Regions from separate parts of the Homo sapiens genome. Here region 1 is linked to region 2. Evidence: chromatin loops called from intact Hi-C (ENCODE). Cell type or tissue: CD4-positive, alpha-beta T cell. All regions are shown on one strand. Links, peaks and the distances in the headings refer to the core of each region. The heading gives the core; the rest is flanking DNA.

The links. Hi-C counts contacts between places; a loop is a spot of excess contacts. Peaks named below come from ENCODE experiments on the same cell type or tissue, not always from the same donor. Only the 100,000 strongest peaks of a DNase experiment are listed, where the experiment ranks them.
Region 1: a loop joins it to region 2, with 6 times the contacts of the local background. A loop is called at or near these places in 7 of 110 quality-filtered maps.

What each region holds. Positions count from the first base shown.
Region 1 is chr3:53,916,190-53,925,980 of GRCh38, reverse strand. No RefSeq gene overlaps it. Among named protein-coding and RNA genes, the nearest start is that of SELENOK, 29 kb to the right of the region's middle. In CD4-positive, alpha-beta T cell, for the core only: no CTCF peak of the experiment used is centred there; a DNase peak (open chromatin) is centred at 4,480; H3K27me3 peaks cover 273 bases.
Region 2 is chr3:53,669,379-53,679,169 of GRCh38, reverse strand. CACNA1D (calcium voltage-gated channel subunit alpha1 D) reads right to left here. Exons shown (of 48, transcript NM_001128840.3): 8 at 6,044-6,147. Among named protein-coding and RNA genes, the nearest start is that of CHDH, 170 kb to the left of the region's middle. In CD4-positive, alpha-beta T cell, for the core only: no CTCF peak of the experiment used is centred there; no DNase peak of the experiment used is centred there; H3K27me3 peaks cover 229 bases.

The sequences.
Region 1 (9,791 bases), core at 3,408-5,907, 250 kb before region 2:
TTACAGACAAGCAAATGCTGAGAGATTTTGTCACCACCAGGCCTGCCCCAAAAGAGCTCCTGAAGGAAGCGCTAAACATGGAAAGGAAAAACGGGTACCAGCCACTGCAAAATCATGCTAAAATGTAAAGAACATCGAGACTAGGAAGAAACTGCATCAACTAATGAGCAAAATAACCAGCTAACATCATAATGACAGGATCAAATTCACACATAACAATATTAACTTTAAATGTAAATGGACTAAATGCTCCAATTAAAAGACACAGACTGGCAAATTGGATAAGAGTCAAGACCCATCAATGTGCTGTATTCAGGAAACCCATCTCACGTGCAGAGACACACATAGGCTCAAAATAAAAGGACGGACGAAGATCTACCAAGCAAATGGAAAACAAAAAAAGGCAGGGGTTGCAATCCTAGTCTCTGATAAAACAGACTTTAAACCAACAAAGATCAAAAGAGACAAAGAAGGCCATTACATAATGGTAAAGGGATCAATTCAACAAGAAGAGCTAACTATCCTAAATATATATGCACCCAATACAGGAGCACCCAGATTCATAAAGCAAGTCCTGAGTGACCTACAAAGAGACTTAGACTCCCACACATTAATAATGGGAGACTTTAACACCCCACTGTCAACATTAGACAGATCAACGAGACAGAAAGTCAACAAGGATACCCAGGAATTGAACTCAGCTCTGCACCAAGCAGACCTAATAGACATCTACAGAACTCTCCACCCCAAATCAACAGAATATACATTTTTTTCAGCACCACACCACACCTATTCCAAAATTGACCACATACTTGGAAGTAAAGCTCTCCTCAGCAAATGTAAAAGAACAGAAATTATAACAAACTATCTCTCAGACCACAGTGCAATCAAACTAGAACTCAGGATTAAGAATCTCACTCAGAACCGCTCAACTACATGGAAACTGAACAACCTGCTCCTGAATGACTACTGGGTACAGAACGAAATGAAGGCAGAAATAAAGATGTTCTTTGAAACCAATGAGAACAAAGACACAACATACCAGAATCTCTGGGACGCATTCAAAGCAGTGTGTAGAGGGAAATTTATAGCACTAAATGCCCACAAGAGAAAGCAGGAAAGATCCAAAATTGACACCCTAACATCACAATTAAAAGAACTAGAAAAGCAAGAGGAAACACATTCAAAAGCTAGCAGAAGGCAAGAAATAACTAAGATCAGAGCAGAACTGAAGGAAATAGAGACACAAAAAACCCTTCAAAAAATTAATCAATCCAGGAGCTGGTTTTTTGAAAGGATCAACAAAATTGATAGACCGCTAGCAAGACTAATAAAGAAGAAAAGAGAGAAGAATCAGATAGACGCAATAAAAAATGATAAAGGGGATATCACCACTGATCCCACAGAAATATAAACTACCATCAGAAAATACTACAAACACCTCTACGCAAATAAACTAGAAAATCTAGAAGAAATGGATAAATTCCTCGACACATACACCCTCCCAAGACTAAACCAGGAAGAAGTTGAATCTCTGAATAGACCAATAACAGGATCTGAAATTGTGGCAATAATCAATAGCTTACCAACCAAAAAGAGTCCAGGACCAGATGGATTCACAGCCAAATTCTACCAGAGCTACAAGGAGGAACTGGTACCATTCCTTCTGAAACTATTCCAATCAATAGAAAAAGAGGGAATCCTCCCTAACTCATTTTATGAGGCCAGCATCATTCTGATACCAAAGCCAGGCAGAGACACAACCAAAAAAGAGAATTTTAGACCAATATCCTTGATGAACATTGATGCAAATTCCTCAATCAAATACTGGCAAAACGAATCCAGCAGCACATCAAAAAGCTTATCCACCATGATCAAGTGGGCTTCATCCCTGGGATGCAAGGCTGGTTCAATATACGCAAATCAATAAATGTAATCCAGCATATAAACAGAGCCAAAGACAAAAACCACATGATTATCTCAATAGATGCAGAAAAAGCCTTTGACAAAATTCAACAACCCTTCATGCTAAAAACTCTCAATAAATTAGGTATTGATGGGACATATTTCAAAATAATAAGAGCTATCTATGACAAACCCACAGCCAATATCATACTGAATGGGCAAAAACTGGAAGCATTCCCTTTGAAAACTGGCACAAGACAGGGATGCCCTCTCTCACCACTCCTATTCAACATAGTGTTGGAAGTTCTGGCCAGGGCAATTAGGCAGGAGAAGGAAATAAAGGGTATTCAATTAGGAAAAGAGGAAATCAAATTGTCCCTGTTTGCAGACGACATGATTGTATATCTAGAAAACCCCATTGTCTCAGCCCAAAATCTCCTTCAGCTGATAAGCAACTTCAGCAAAGTCTCAGGATACAAAATCAATGTACAAAAATCACAAGCTTTCTTATACACCAACAACAGACAAACAGAGAGCCAAATCATGAGTGAACTCCCATTCACAATTGCTTCAAAGAGAATAAAATACCTAGGAATCCAACTTACAAGGGATGTGAAGGACCTCTTCAAGGAGAACTACAAACCACTGCTCAAGGAAATAAAGAGGATACAAACAAATGGAAGAACATTCCATGCTCATGGGTAGGAAGAATCAATATCGTGAGAATGGCCATACTGCCCAAGGTAATTTAAAGATTCAATGCCATCCCCATCAAGCTACCAATGCCTTTCTTCACAGAATTGGAAAAAACTACTTTAAAGTTCATATGGAACCAAAAAAGAGCCCGCATCGCCAAGTCAATCCTAAGCCAAAAGAACAAAGCTGGAGGCATCACACTACCTAACTTCAAACTATACCAGAAGGCTACAGTAACCAAAACAGCATGGTACTGGTACCAAAACAGAGATATAGATCAATGGAACAGAACAGAGCCCTCAGAAATAGCGCCGCATATCTACAACTATCTGATCTTTGACAAACCTGAGAAAAACAAGCAATGGGGAAAGGATTCCCTACTTAATAAATGGTGCTGGGAAAACTGGCTAGCCATATGGAGAAAGCTGAAACTGGATCCCTTCCTTACACCTTATACAAAAATCAATTCAAGATGGATTAAAGACTTAAACGTTAGACCTAAAACCATAAAAACCCTAGAAGAAAACCTAGGCATTACCATTCAGGACATAGGCACGGGCAAGGTCTTCATGTCTAAAACACCAAAAGCAATGGCAACAAAAGACAAAATTGACAAATGGGATCTAATTAAACTAAAGAGCTTCTGCACAGCAAAAGAAACTACCATCAGAGTGAACAGGCAACCTACAAAATGGGAGAAAATTTTCGCAACCTACTCATCTGACAAAGGGCTAATATCCAGAATCTACAATGAACTCAAACAAATTTACAAGAGAAAAACAAACAACCCCATCAAAAAGTGGGCGAAGGACATGAACAGACACTTCTCAAAAGAAGACATTTATGCAGCCAAAAAACACATGAAAAAATGCTCATCATCACTGGCCATCAGAGAAATGCAAATCAAAACCACAATGAGATACCACCTCACACTAGTTAGAATGGCAATCATTAAAAAGTCAGGAAACAACAGGTGCTGGTGAGGATGTGGAGAAACAGGAACACTTTGACACTGTTGGTGGGACTGTAAACTAGTTCAACCATCGTGGAAGTCAGTGTGGGGATTCCTCAGGGATCTAGAACTAGAAATACCATTTGACCCAGCCATCCCATTACTGGGTATATACCCAAAGGACTATAAATCATGCTGCTATAAAGACACATGCACACGTATGTTTATTGCGGCATTATTCACAATAGCAAAGACTTGGAACCAACCCAAATGTCCAACAATGATAGACTGGATTAAGAAAATGTGGCACATATACACCATGGAATACTATGCAGCCATAAAAATTGATGAGTTCATGTCCTTTGTAGGGACATGGATGAAATTGGACATCATCATTCTCAGTAAACTATCACAAGAACAAAAAACCAAACACTGCATATTCTCACTCATAGATGGGAATTGAACAATGAGATCACATGGACACAGGAAGGGGAATATCACACTCTGGGGACTGTTGTGGGGTGGGGGGAGGGGGGAGGGATAGCATTGGGAGATATACCTAATGCTAGATGACCAGTTAGTGGGTGCAGCGCACCAGCATGGCACATGTATACATATGTAACTAACCTGCACAATGTGCACATGTACCCTAAAACTTAAAGTATAATAAAAAAAAAAAAGCTATCAAAAAAAAAGAGTTGGTTTACCTAAAAAATTACACAATTAATATATTTTTAAAAAACAAGAAAAATAAATAAATAAAATTATACAATAATATATTAGTTTGCTAGAGCACACATTGGGTGGCTTAAATAACAAAAATTAATTGTCTCAGTTCTAGACAGAGGAAGTCAAAAGTCAAAATATTGGCAGAGTTGGTTCCTTCTAAGGGCTGTGAATGAACAGTCTGTTCCAGGCCTCTCTTCGTTTGGCCTGTAGATGGCTGTCTTCTCCCTGTGTCTCTTCACATCATCTTCTCTTTATTTATGCATGTCTCTGTGCCCAAAATTTCCCTTTTCATCAAGACACCAATTATACTGGGTTAGGGCCCACCCTAATGACTTCACATTAACTAATTAATTTTGTAAAGACCCTCTCTTTTATGTATTTATTTATTTATTTGCTTATTTTTTGAGACAGGGTTTCACTCACTCCTGTCACCCAGGCGGGAGTGCAGTGGCACAATCTCAGCTCACTGCAGCCTCAACCACCTGGGCTCAAGGGATCCTCCTGCCTCAGCCTCCCAAGTAGCTGGCCAGCCACTGCAGGAGCCACTGGGCCTGGCTCATTTTTTGTATTTCTGGTAGAGACAGGGTTCCACCATTTTGCCCAGGCTGGTCTTGAACTCCTGGACTCAAGTGATCTGCTGGCCTTGGCCTCCAAAAGTGCTGGGATTACAGGTGTGAGCCACCATACCCAGCTGTAAAGACCCTCTCATTAAATATGGCAACATTCTGAGGTACTAGGGGTTAGCACTTCAACATATGAATTGAAGGGGACAAGAGGGAAACAGTGGACAGAATTCAACCCATAACAAGTAATTTTAAAACTGTCGAAACTTGATCAGGCATGGTGGCTCATGACTATAATCCTAGTACTTTGGGGGGCCAACATGGGCAGATCACATGAGCCCAGGAGTTCAAGACCAGCCTGGCCAACATGGTGAAACTCTGTCTCTATTGAAAATACAAAAATTAGTTGGGTATGGTGGTGGATGCCTATAATCCCAGCTACTCAGGAGGCTGCGGCAGGAGAATTGCTTCAACCCGGGAGGCAGAGGTTGCAGTGAGCCGAGTGCCACTGCACTCCAGCCTGGGCAACAGAGTGAGACTCTGTCTCAGAAACAACAACAACAAACTATTGAAACTTTCTTTAGTGAAATAATACATTTCAAGATAAGACATTCCAAATTTTTCTTTTACTCTTTTCTCTTTGGCGCCTACTTACAAACATAATTAGGTTCAGCAAAATCAGTTTTGAGCTAGCTATAGTGCCTCACATAACAGTAGATGTGCAATAAATGTGCTAATTTGAATTTTATTCTATCAGAGCCTTAATAATGAATCTGCTCAATAGTGATTACATCCCATGGAATCAAGCAAGTTCCAAATGACTACAAGACACTTTATGTCTCCAACACAACATGAATCATCTGAATGCAATGGCCTATTGAATCTTTATTTTGTAGAGCCTTGAGGGTGAAATATAGCCAAAATATTTTCTACAGGCTATTTAAATGAGACCAGATGACAGATAGATTTCTTCCTTTAATCACCACTTAAGAGGCATGGTGCCACTTAAGCCATGAAACATAAGCTACAAATAAAACAAAAACTTGCAAAAAAAAATTGGTAACAAAGGAGTTTTTGGCCATTGGCCATCAATAAAGGAAAGGAGGGAAGGAAAGAAGAAGGAGAAACTAATTAATTTAGCCACAAACATTTGTGCAGACCAAAAAATTTCCAAATTTGATGAAAGACATGAATGTAAATATCCAAGCTCAATAAACTCCAAATAGGATGAACGCAAAGAGACCCATACCAAGACATATTATAATCAAACTGTCCAAAGCCAAAACAAAAAGAGAATCTTGAAAGCAGTGAGAGAGAAGCAACTTGTCTCATACAAGGGATTCCTAATAAGATTAAAATCAATTTTTTTTTCTTTTTCTGGAGTGCAGTGGCACGATCTTGGCTCACTGCAACTTCTGCTTCCCGGGTTTAAGCAATTTTCCTGCTTCAGCCTCCCAAGTAGCTGGGATTACAGGCATGTGTCACAACACCCGGCTAATTTTTTTTTTTTTTTTTTTTTTTGTATTTTTAGTAGAGACAGGGTTTTGCCATGTTCGCCAGGCTGGTCTCAAACTCCTGACCTCAAGTGATCTGCCCTACTCAGCTACCCAAAGTGCTGGGATTACAGGTGTGAACCATCATGCCCAGCCAACATCAGATTTCTTTTCAGAAGCTTTGGAAGCCAGAAGACAGTGGGTTGATATATTCAAGGGCTATAAGCAAAAATAAACAAAAAACAACAACAAAAACCTGTCAACCAAGAATCCTACATGTGGCAAAACTGTCCTTCAGAAGTAAGGGAGAAATTATGACATTCCCTACAAATAAAAACTGAAGGAGTTTGTTATCACTAAAACTTCCCTGCACGAAATCCTAAAGGTACTGACCTAAGGAGTGAAAAAAAGAAAAGAAAAGAAATGTTAAAGGGTGTTCTGCAGGTTGAAAAGAAAAGGCAGTAACTTAAAGCCATATTGAAAAAAAAAAAAAGATATCAGTAAAGGCAAATAAACAGGCAATTACAAAAGCTAGTATTATTGTAACAATGGTGTGTAACACTACTTTTTGTTTTCCAGGTAATTTATGAGAGTTTTTAAAATACATTTTTAAAAAATTATTAGTCTAAAAGCTAGTATTGTTGTAACTTTAGTTTGTAACTGTACATTTTGTTTTCTATATAATTTAAGATATGAATGCATTAAAAATTATTAGCTGAAGGTTTTCAACACATAAAGTATAAAGATGGATTCCTGTAACATGAACAGCTGAAAATGATGGGAACAGAGCTTCTAAAGGAGCAGAGTTTATATATGTTATTAAATTTAACCAGATGTAAATTCAACTTTTGGATATTAAATGTAATCTCCATGGTAATCACAAAGAAAAAAATAGCTAAAGCATATACACAAAAGGAAATGAAAAAGGAATTTAAACATTTTGCTACAAAAAAAATCAACTAAGCACAAAAGAGAGCAGTAATGCAGGAAATGAGACACAAAAAAACCTATTATATGGCATATGGAAAACAAATAGCAAAATAACAGAAGTAAGTTATTTCTTATCAGTAATTACTTTAAATGTAAATAGATTAAATCTTCCAGTCGAAAGACAGAGATTGACAGAATGGATTAAAAAATGGTTTAACTATATGCTGTCTACAAGAGGCTCATTGGTTCCAAAGACACAATTAGGTTGATGAAAAAGGATATTCCATGCAAATAATAACCTAAAGAAAGTAGATGTGGTGAATATGCTAATATCAGACAAAATAGACTATAAATCAAAAAAAGATTACAAGAGAGATAAAGAAGGATATTATATATTAATAAAAGGCTCAATATGGAAAGAAGATATAACAGTTATAAACTTTTGCAAAACAAATAACAGACCATCAAAATACATAAATTAAAAACTGACCGAATTGAAAGGAGAAATAGACAGTTCTACAATAATAGTTGGAGACTTCAATACCTCACTCTCAATGACGGATAAAACCGACAGAAAATAAGTAATAGAAGACTTGAACAACATAATCAATCAACTATGTCTAACAGACATATACAGAACACTTTATTCAACAACAACAGAATATACATTCTTCTCAAGTGCAAAAACATTTTCCCAAAATACCTTATGTTTGGCCACAAATTAAGTCTCAATAGATTTTAAAACACAGATACCATACAAAGTGTCTTCTCTGAGCACAATGGGATGAAGTTAAAAATCAATAATGGAAGGAAAATTGGAAAACAGACAAATTTGTGGAAATTAAATACCATCATATTGGCGATTAGGATTTCAACATATGAATTTTGGGGGAACTACAAACATTCAGTCTGTAGCACTACTTCAACATGATAAAAACTGTGTATGAAAAACCCACAGCTGGCTGGGCGCAGTGGCTCACGCCTGTAATCCCAGCACTTTGGGAGGCTGAGTTAGGCGGATCACAAGGTCAGGAGATGGAGACCAGCCTGGCTAACATGGTGAAACCCCGTCTCTACTAAAAACACAAAAAAATTAGCTGGGCGTGGTGGCGGGCGCCTGTAGTCCCAGCTACTTGGGAGGCTGAGGCAGGAGAACGGTGTGAACCTGGGAGGTGGAGCTTGCAGTGAGCCAAGATCGTGCCACTGCACTCCAGCCTGGACAACAGAGTGAGACTCTGTCTCAAAAAAGAAAAAAGAAAAACCCACAGCTAACATCATACTAAATGGTGAAAGATTGAAATCTTTTCCTCTAAGATCAAGAACAAGGCAAGATGCTCACTTTTTGCCACTTTTATTTAATATATACTGCAGTACTGGAAATCCTAGCCAATGCAACTAGGAAAAAAATAAGCATGCAATTTGGAAAGGAAGAAGTAAAATTTTATCTGTTTGGAGATGACATGATCTTGTATGTAGAAACCCCTAAAGATTTCACAGTTATACACCAAAAAAAACCCCGTTAGAACTAATAAGTAAATTCAGCAAAGTAGCAGGATACAAAGTCAACACAAATCAGTAATATTTCTATACATTAACAATAAATAATATCAAAAGGAAATTAAGAAAACAACTTCATTTATAATAGCATCAAAAAGGATGAAATACTTAAGAATTAACTGAGGAGGTGAAAGAATTGTACAATGAAAACTACAAAAGATTGCTGAAAGACATTAAAGAAGACATAAAGATATGGAAAGACATCCTATGTTCATAAATTGAAATACTTCATATTGTTAGGATGCCAATACTAGCCAGAGGAATCTGCAGATTCAATGCAATCCCTATCAAAATACCAATTTTTCTGCAGAAATAGAAAAAAATTCTAAAATTTGTATGGAATCGAAAGGGATCATAGATAGCCAAAAATAATCTTGAAAATAGATTCACGAAAGTGGAATACTTACATTTTCTGATTTCAAAACTTAACTACACAAACTGTGCACTTAAAAATGGTTAAGATGGTAAATTTTATGTTACATGTATTTTACCATAACAAAAAAATTGAGAAAAAAACTTACTCCAAATCTAAAGTAATCAAAACAGTGTGGTACTGTCATAAAAACAAATACAGACCAACAGTATAGAATAGAATAGACAGTCCCCAAAAAAACCCTTGCAATATAGTCAAATGATTTTCAACAAGGATGCCAAGACCATTTCGTGGGAAGGGGCAGTCTTTTCAACAAATGTTGCTGGGAAAATTGTTGTATATCCACGTGGAAAAAATTGAAGTTAGACTCTTACCTAATATCATATACAAAAATGAACTCAAAATGAATCAAAGACCTAAACATAAGATCTAAAACTATAAAACTCTTAGAAGAAAATATAGGGGAAAATCTCCATAGAAATGGATTTGGCAATGATTTCTCAGAGATGATATAAAGGCATAGGGAACAAAAGAAAAATAGACAAACTGGACTTCATGAAAATTTAAAACTTTCGTACATTAAAAGACACTAT
Region 2 (9,791 bases), core at 2,730-5,229:
GCCTCCCAAGTAGCTGGGATTACAGGCATGCGCCACCATGCCTGGCTAATTTTTGTATTTTTAGTAGAGACAGGGTTTCACTGCCTTAGTCAGGCTGGTCTCAAACTCCTGATCTCGGGTGGTCCAGCTGCCTCGGCCTCCGAAAGTGCTGGGATTATAGGCGTGAGCCACTGTGCCTGGCCAAATGAGAGAAAAATCTAATCTCAGTCATGAAAAATGTATAAGAATGCCTATTCCCAGAGGATATGTCTCCACTTAGAAAATATTCACAAGTAATACAACTACTATCTATTGGTGTGTTTTGCCTCTTGAGCCACCATTCAAGTAGAAGAAATCAGAGATTGTCTGGCTATTACTAGTATGAATTTAAATGGACCAAACCTGATTCCACTATGTAAAATTCTGGTATAGTCAGTCCACAGTACACCGGCACCAGCACCACCTTCCCTCTTCACATTCTCCATCCCATGAATCTTTGCCTTAGGAAACCAAAGCTTCCTAAAAGTAGCCATGCCTGAGTCTTTGTCTAGGCCCCTGGTATCCAATTAGCCAGAATGGGATGTAGGAGGCGAGATTCAAAAACATAAACTAGTTTGAAAATTGCCTTCAGTTTTCTATAATGCTTCGCTTCATCCATGTTCCCTTAAACTTCTAAAGATAAATAGGCCTATAGTAATACAAAATTGGATTGATTTAAAATGATACCTGTGATCTGGTAGGATCTGGAACTTACTAGAACACCAAGAATACAAATTAATTGGTATGATTTTGAATTTATAGACCTGGGCTGGGTTTACATTCAATTTTATGTCATAAGAGTGGGTTTAATAACAATATTTATTGTCTAACAACATACAAGATCTACTTAACAAAGTATTTCAAATATTTTTCATAAGTTGTTGCCAAAACCAAAGGTTTGAATTCATAAGCGAATTATAAATGATTTTGATCTATTCTTTAAAGCAAGCCCAGGAGGGGGTTTATGTAGTAATATCCTTTAGTCAGCAGTAGCTTATGTCATTATATATATAATAAAACATTTTAAAAATATAACTTGGGCTTTTCACTAACACAGACCTATCTTGGCCAGCTATTATTAATTAGTTTGAAAGGACTGAATTGATTCGATTCTTTTCTTGCATCAAATCCAGGAAGAGATGCACCCTTCCTGAACTGTCATAATTTCAATAGGCCAAGCCCTCTACATTCTTCAGCTCACTGAGTCCTCACTGAACTTCACGAAGCTGCTACTGTGATGAGCTCCATTTCACAGATGAGGAAAGTAAGGCTCAAAGAGGTAAGTAACTTGCCCCAAATCTCACAACTGGAAAAGGTAGAACAAACATTCAAGACTTGGTTGTCTGATTCTAAAGCTGGTGTGCTTAACCACTATGTAATAGAAATGCCGTTCCCCTCAATTTGTGCAAAAAAACATTGTCAAATATATAATAACAATGACTTAGACCTGCGTAATACTTTGCAGCTGACACAGTGCTTCCACATTCTCCAGAGCCACCTCTTGGGTGACATTGAGTACAACGTTGATGTGTGTGTAAAGTGTGGCCACCTGCTGGGAAATCCAGAAAATGCTACACTCCAGAATTTCCAAAGAGTACCCTGCACCCTTCCCACCTAACCCAGTGAGGGGAGTGGGGGATATCCACGGATTTAAGATAAGGATATGTTAAATTAGAAAAACCCTTTATGTATTTTTAGAAGCACTTCTACAGTCATTAGCTGATTGAAAACCACCCTGTGTGGGAGACGGCAAGACAGGATGTCGCTGATATCCTGAAGGACAAAGAGACCGAGGCTCAGGGTAACTCAGTGAAGTCCCAGAGTGAACGCGGGACTCCAGCAGGACGGAACCCAAGTCTTCCAGCCCCCTTCCTGGGGGTTGGAGCCACATCCTGGGAGCCTAGGGCGTCCCCCATCTTGCAAGCTCAGACACTGCCACCATAGGGATGGCTGGTGGCAGGTGGGCCCTGAAATGGAGAAGGAGGCAGAGCCAACCAGCCTACCACCCATGACCCCCATGGTCCCCCTGGGAATCTAGCATGATTCTAAAGATGAAAACCTCAAAAGGGAGTTCAATTAACAATTTGAAAAGTGAAAAATTGCCAAACTTCTAGAAGACCACGTGTAATATGTCTGAATTGCAGACTTAAAGAAGACATTCTTTCCAATTCCTGGTCATAATGGGAGCATATCCTCAATGACAACTTAAGGTTAAATTGCAACATTAGACATAGACATTCTCAGCCCCTCCCACAGAGCACTGTGATCAGAGATGGAAGTATTCATCTATATTCATGCATGGCTGCATAGGGTTTACAGTTCATAAACTTCATACTTACCTTGAGGGAAAAAAGACTGTTATAAAACCAAAGATTTTCCCAAAGCATCAGTGTTACAACACTTTACAAATAAACACCAAATCCAATGTGCAGATTAAAGTCTGTTCAAGAATACAATAGGATGGCATGGCCACACACATGACGGAGCCAAGGAGCAAAAACAGATACAGGTATTTCCAAATGGCTGACAGACTTGAAGACATACAGCACCATCTAACATTTCCTCGTGAGAAGGCAATCACATGGTCTCGACCAGCCTTTCTAAAATGAGGGCGTTTTAATTCAGTGCTTAGCGGATTACATTTGTGTTGGTCTGACAGTCCCTCAGGGTCTATGCAACACAAATTGTCTTCCTCTCAACATTTATATCCTTCTGGTTTTGCAGTACCTCTAGTGTTCCCTTAAAAAATTATGAAGACTCTTGAGGCTAAAATTTAAAAAAATAATAATAATTTGCTTAAACAACAACAAAAATATCAATGGGAAAGTAAGAGGGGAGTAGCAGGCAGAGAGGGAAGGTGGTGGTTGGGAGGGCGAGGGGGCGGAGGGGCGGAGGTGGAGGCATGCCAGCCCATCGTCAGTCGCCGGGGGAGATGCCTCCTCATCTCTCTAGTGCAGCTCACAGAGCCTCTGGGTCTGCACCTCTACTGAATATGTGCCCTTCTGCACTGCTTCAAAATGGGCTACCCCATGAGATAATGAACGCCTAAGCACAAGGCCGCTGTCTGTGTCTGAGACATCCTGGCACCCCTCGCCTCTGGACCAGAGCCGGGCACTCTACAGGATCTCAGGAAATACTGGCCAAATCAGGAACAAAGCTGCGAGGCTGTGCTTTGCAGACATGGTTCTGCCTTTACCCAAACCAGCCCTACCGGAGGCCTTCTGGGGGAGTAGAGAGGAGGTCATGTGCAGCCTCTAGGGGTTTGAGCACAGCCCGCACTGACAGTTAAAAATCGCAGAGAAGTCTCGGGTTTTCTTTTATAATTTCATGTGTCATTTCCAGTCTCCTCCATCAGGGATCTAAGTTTTGTTTTGATGAAAAAATATTTTTTAAAAAAATTATTTCCCCCCAAAATATATTTCAGTAAACTGGTTGTTCCATGAAGGAGTGTACCTTTTTTATCCTCCAGCTTTGGGTACCTCCCACGGAGTTGCAGGTTTAATCCCCATTTGTGATAGTGGGAAGCCCCCCCGCCCATCTTTTTCTCTTTTCTTTTTTTAAGCACCTCACGATCTGGCTCCTGCCTCTACTTCATCATGTCTGCTGGGGCAACGGTTCCTGCCTGGGAAAGCTAAAAGATAAGGGATGTCACCGGCACTGTTAAAATTAGTGGTTTCCATGGCCTCCGTCAGTTTAGCTGGGTTTAGGAGACATGAGGCGCCAAGGAATTCACAACAGGATTGCTGTTAACCTTGTATAGAAAGCTCCTGTGGCAAAATCAAATGCGATGTTATTTCTCCAGGAATAGACACCACCCTCACATGTCCAACCCTAGCCTAAGGCCACTGAGGTTTACTAGGAGAGAGACACTTCTCACGTTGAGGTGGAAGGGCCGGAGGCTTGAGGAGCCACTCATCTACAGGAGGCGGCTCAGGCAGGGGAGGGTTATGTGGCCCCATCCCAGGCTCAGCCCCCACTCCTCTCTCTGGCGGGCACTGGCCCCTGGGCCAACTCTACATAGGGACTTCCTGTGACAGTATGCGTCCCTGGTGTGGAACTGACTACATTCAATCCAGGGCAGGTTTAGGGGAAGATGCAGAAAGGAAGCCGAGATGGATAAACGCACTCTGCTTTCTGCTCTGGAAAAGGCAGTGTTTCCAAAAATGCGATTAAAGCCTTTCACTAACTCAGCATACATGAAGACATCACTTCCCCGAGATACAGCCTCGGAAAGAGCAAGATAAAGTGAGTGAGGAGGAGATAAACTTGCCTGGAATCAAATCCATCAACACTACTTCCTGAGGGTGCCTGGGCGCAGCGCAGTGACAGAGGCTCCTCTGGGAGACGTGGGCCCCTCTTGGCCTCCTGGTATCCTGCCTGCCCCCCACAACCCGGCAATGGCTGTATGAAGGAGCTGATTGTGAGAGAGCCATACAGCCCCCAGCTCCCTTCTCTGTAGCACCCCACCTTCTGGGGGTGTCTGAGAGGCGGTGTGGATGCAGGGCTGCCCACAAGGGTTCTGGGATGGCATCTCCAGCTACGGGCAAGGCAGAGCCTGCAACATAAGGAGTTCCCTTTCCAGGCCAGAATCTGTTGCACCCTCTTTATGGAGAGTCAATCCATAGAGAGGAAGTGATAAACAAGCAAACTTCAAAAATCGTGACTGAATGACGGGGTCTCTGTAAGGCCATGGGAAATGTGTGCACAAAAGTCGATCATCACTCTGCATTAAGAGAAGGATTCTGTAAGTTTCGGTTAAAACTGAATCACAGGGACAGTTCTCACAATGACAGCACTAGAACACCAAGCTAATAAAGAATCCCAATCTAAGGAAGATTTTGAAACTGTCCAGTATTTATGTGCTTGAGGCTTATTTCTCCTTCACAGTAAAATCTAAAACTCCCCTGGAAGTATTTATAATGCACTGTGGTGACCTAAAGGGGCCAGGTTATGTACTAATAGACACAAAACGACAAGGAGTTATGTACTAATAGACACAAAATGACAAGGGACAAAAGCCTCTTTCCTGGGGGAGACCAAGGCTGGAATTCCTTTAACTCACTTGTAATCCACCTCTACACGTTCACATACTAACACAACTGGCTTTGGGGGAACGTTTTCATTAAATTAACAGTGTTTGGCAAGCATTGGAAACACGGAATCTCACAGACAGATACAGGCAGAAAGAATCACAGTTCAATCCAAAAGCAACACACTGAGAGGACATCAGAGTCCAAACACATGCAGAGAAGCTGTCAGGGAGCAGCTAGGAGACACGCAGAGTTGCCTCACACGTGGCAGCAGGAGAAGGTGCAACACGGATCCGACTGCTTACCCACTAAGGACACCAAGAACCAGGTTAAGGACGAAAAATGAGCCAAGGATGATCAGACTAACAAAATACACCCATGGCCATTCCCATCCTATCGCATCATTTACCTGTAAAATGTAAGGAGATCAGTTATCAGTTATCCATTTACTAAAGAGCAGAGCCCCAGTTGCAGCTGCCAAACCTCTCAGTGCTTTGCTGAAGGTTAGTGCTCCTAGGACAGGGACTGGGCCTAGGTCCTTCCCTTTTTTTTTTTTTTTCTGCAAATAAGGACAAGCTCAGCGGCTGAAATCTACAAATGGGGACTACCAAAAGCCCACCCAATCCAGCTCATTTTGCTATCGTTTTATAACAATTAATCTGCATTATATTTGGATCCAGACAAATAAAGCAATTATAAATGTATCTCACTTTAGAACAGACAAAAAAAGGGCATGCTATGGAAATTGTTTAAATCTCAAGCAACAATGCTGATTAATTTCTGGTCAATAATCGTTCTATAGTTCTCCTTCATGAAGCCTGGTGAGGTTCCAGGAAACAGCTTGATTTGGGAAGCCTCAGCAGAAAAGAAAGCATCTCAGAGGACACATAAAATGTCTGGCAACCCCTCTTGGCGGCCCTCATCCAGCAAAGCTTGTGTGGTCTTGGCAACTGTCCTCAGGACTCTGCTTTCAAGATGAAAGAGGTGTAGCTTACCCGCTCAATACACCAAGTACAAGATTTAGTACGAAAAATGACCCAAAGATGACGAGACTGACAAAATACACCCAGGGCAATTCAAATCCCATAGCATCATTCATCTGCAAGAAATAAGATGGTCTCATAGGAGTGGGTTAATAAGAGGATTTAATAAGGAGAGAGGGTCACATTAGAGACAGCATTCTATACATTTAATTAAACATTTACTTAGATTTAAATCAGAAACAACAGTAGCCAAATCAGAGACAACAGCAGCCAACACACATTAATCACATATTCCCCATACACACACACAAGCATCCATACACACACACACACACACACACACACACACACACACACACACACACACACACACACACACAGAGTCATCAAGGCTTTCAGGCCGAATAATAGCAGATTTTGGCCCCAGGAAGGAAAATCAGCTGGGATATGGCTTTTTCTTACAGGAAACTGTCTTGATAAGTGATTTTCAGGAAAGGTCTTGGTAGAGGACAAAACTCCTGCTTAGCTAGAACCTATTTTCTATGCTGCCCAAGATTTTAGACTTTGTGTTTAAAGTTTGTGATGGTGGAAAAGTCTTAATTATAGAGACAAACTTGTACCATCTGACTCTATAAACTCTTTTTAAAAACTCCTAAAATAATCTTCTACTGGAAACCAACCTACCCAAGGAAACCAAACCCACCTTAGATCTGGATTATCTGCAACCTGTGAGTGCAAACAAAATGAATGCAGCAAAATGAATGTGAAAAAGAAATTTTTTCAAGGTCAACTAGCTGACACAAGCCACGGGCTCTTTGGGGAATGGGCTTTTTCTTAGCTGCACCCACAGAAAGGAGAAGCAGCCCTTATTCTCCACACTTAGCTTTGATCTAGATGACCCCCCTGGGAGACTGGCTCCAGCTGTGAGCTGACTGGGTTTAGAGGTGAAAGGGTGTGGCCTGAGGAACCCCATTCCCCTATTCCCGGACAAGCTCATGCTGCACATTCAGACACAGTCTCCCTGGCAGACCTGGCCAAAGGAAGCTAGAGCAAACAGGGCTTTAAGGATCACAGCTGGATGGAACTTTCCAGCAGCACAGGTCAATGTTAAATTCAGCAAAACACCTTTCCCAGGAAGGAGGTGTTAAGAACCAGTCAGGGGACAGAATGGATGGCCCAAGGTATGACCCTGCCACAACACCCAGAATTTTCAGCCAATGAGAACTGCAAACAGTCTGGATAGAGCCATCGCTCTTGCCTTGCAGGTGCAAGCCCTTAGGGTGTTAAGCATGTGCTTTCCTGCATATGATCTGGCTCCAGGTTTTAACTTTACAGAATGAGGCTCGTGCATTTCACAATGTTTGCCTCGAGAAGCCAAATAGGGAAAGTGAACATTAAAAAAAATTACCTAACATCTGTTGCTGAAGTCTAGGGAGAGGGCATTAAATCCCTTATGAAACACCTGTTTGGCCACATGAAAATTGATGTGCTTAATAGAACTCATATCAGTCTGCACATCTTACATTGGCAATTAGAGTAATGAATGAGCCTGGGCTGTGGCTGCAATTGTTGATCTAATTAAGTTGGATAAACTAATTTCAGCAGGAAGGCAGAGGGTAATTCATCCAGAGCAACTATACCACTAAACTTACTGAAAAACCCATATATGAAGAAGGAACTGGCTGCCTGGTGTGGTGGCCTGTGCCTGGCCTGGGTCAGCACCTGAGACAGAGCCCCACCTGGGCTTGTTTCCCTCTGTGTTGGAACAGAGGTGCATGCAGCAGGGGAGAAGGTGCCCAACAAGGTGACGGGAGGGCAGACAGGTCCAGGGCTCCCATCAGGAAACCTCACTCTTCCATGACCCTAGCAACCGTCATCTGCTGAGCCATCTGCTTCACCAACCCTCCTTCAGGCCTCAGTCTGGTGTTCCAGAGAATGGCTCTAGTAACAGCTGTCTTCTCTACTTGGGAGGGAAAATTTTCCTTTAAAAAATTTAAAACCCTTTTAATTTCTTGGGAGTAGGTGTTCATCAGATTCACATTTGCTCAAATCAGAAGTATCACTTGGAATGACAGTTGAGGCCTGGAGGGGAAGGCTGGAGATGAATACAGTCCACTGGAGATTCCAAATCTCTAAGTCAGAAGGTGGGGCAAGAGAGACAAGCTTCGGCTCTGAGAACGGTCTTGCTCCCATTGAACCCTTCTCAATCCAAGTCCCTTTTCAGAGCCAAGCATTTCTTGGATCTTACCATATACAAAAGAAAAATCAGAACATGCAAGCTGTTCCCAAAAATACCCACGTGAAAATAGAGACTGCTTGGGATTTTGCCTGTATGGTCTTTATCAACAATGAAGAAACTGGCTTCCACTGAAGGACTTCAATTTAGACTAATTTTTAAAAAACTTATATCAAAGTCATCAAGGGGTGTCATCTGGTGCCCAGGAAATAATTTTCTTTTTAGCTTCAGTTTTCCTTCTTTTAGAAGGCTGAAATGGGCCGGGTGCAGCAGCTCACGCCTGCAATCCCAACACTTTGGGAGGCCAAGGCAGGTGGATCACCCTGAGTTTGGGAGTTCGAGACCAGCCTGGCCAACATGGTGAAACCCGTCTCTACTAAAAATACAAAAATTAGCTGGGCGTGGTAGCAAGGACCTGTAATCCCAGCTACTTGGGAGGCTGAGGCACGAGAATCGCTTGAACCCCGGAGGCAGAGGTTGCAGTGAGCCAAGATCACGCCATTGCACTCCAGCCTGGGCAACAGAGCAAAACTCCGTCTCAAAAAAATGTAAAAAATAAAAATAAAAGGTTGAAATGCATATTCATGTCTCAAGTTATAGACCAATGCAAGGCTGTTTTTCTAGCTGCTGAAAACACTTCTGGAAACTTGGTATACTGGTTTTAACACCCCAGAGCATGCAATAAGAAAAAGGCAAGCCCTCGGCTGGTTACAGAGAGATTTCCTAGGTGCCCTGAATGAAGGAGACTGTCAGCTTGACCATGAGTACTTCCCGTGAAGGTCTGACAGCCAGCACCTCCGTAGGAGTGTGCACTGAGAAAAGAGCTTGGTGCTAAGACAAGACACCGAAATTATTTATCTGGATAGCTGTCTCCTGAAACCAATACTTTTTATTTCCTGCATTTAAAAACAATTTCTTTGAATTGAAGGAAAAAAAATTTCCTCTAAGTTGAAGGGAAAAATTAAATCATGTAAGTTTATTTCTGCATCTTGAGAAGCCCAGAGAGGTTCCATGAACTACTCAAGGTCACACAACCAGGCTAAATAAACACTCTTTCCCTGCCCTACACCCTACTGCCTCTGTGAGCAACAAACACTCACATGTGAGTCAAACAACAGCTCAATTATATTTATGGAACTCACTTTATCAAAGAACTCTACCATAGGTTTCTTTCCACCAGAACTTAATGATCCCACTTCCCACACATCCAAATAGTCCTGTTCTAAGTGTGCCTTTCTACATATTGGACCCACCTTTACTTCCCTTCTCAAGACCCTGCCAGACATTTTCCAGACACTAGTGAGAAGCAAGGCATAAATGAGCTTGAGAACGCTGACTGAATATAAACTTGACTAGATGCAAAACAATGACCCGCAAAGACTTTGTCCACCATATGTAAGTGCCTAAAGGATTCAGAAATGTGCTTGTAGTCAATATTTAAAATCTAATCTCTTTTTATCTCCCAAGATGTCCCCTTTATGCCCTAGTTGTGGATAAAAATAGATATTCAAACATGGCACATCT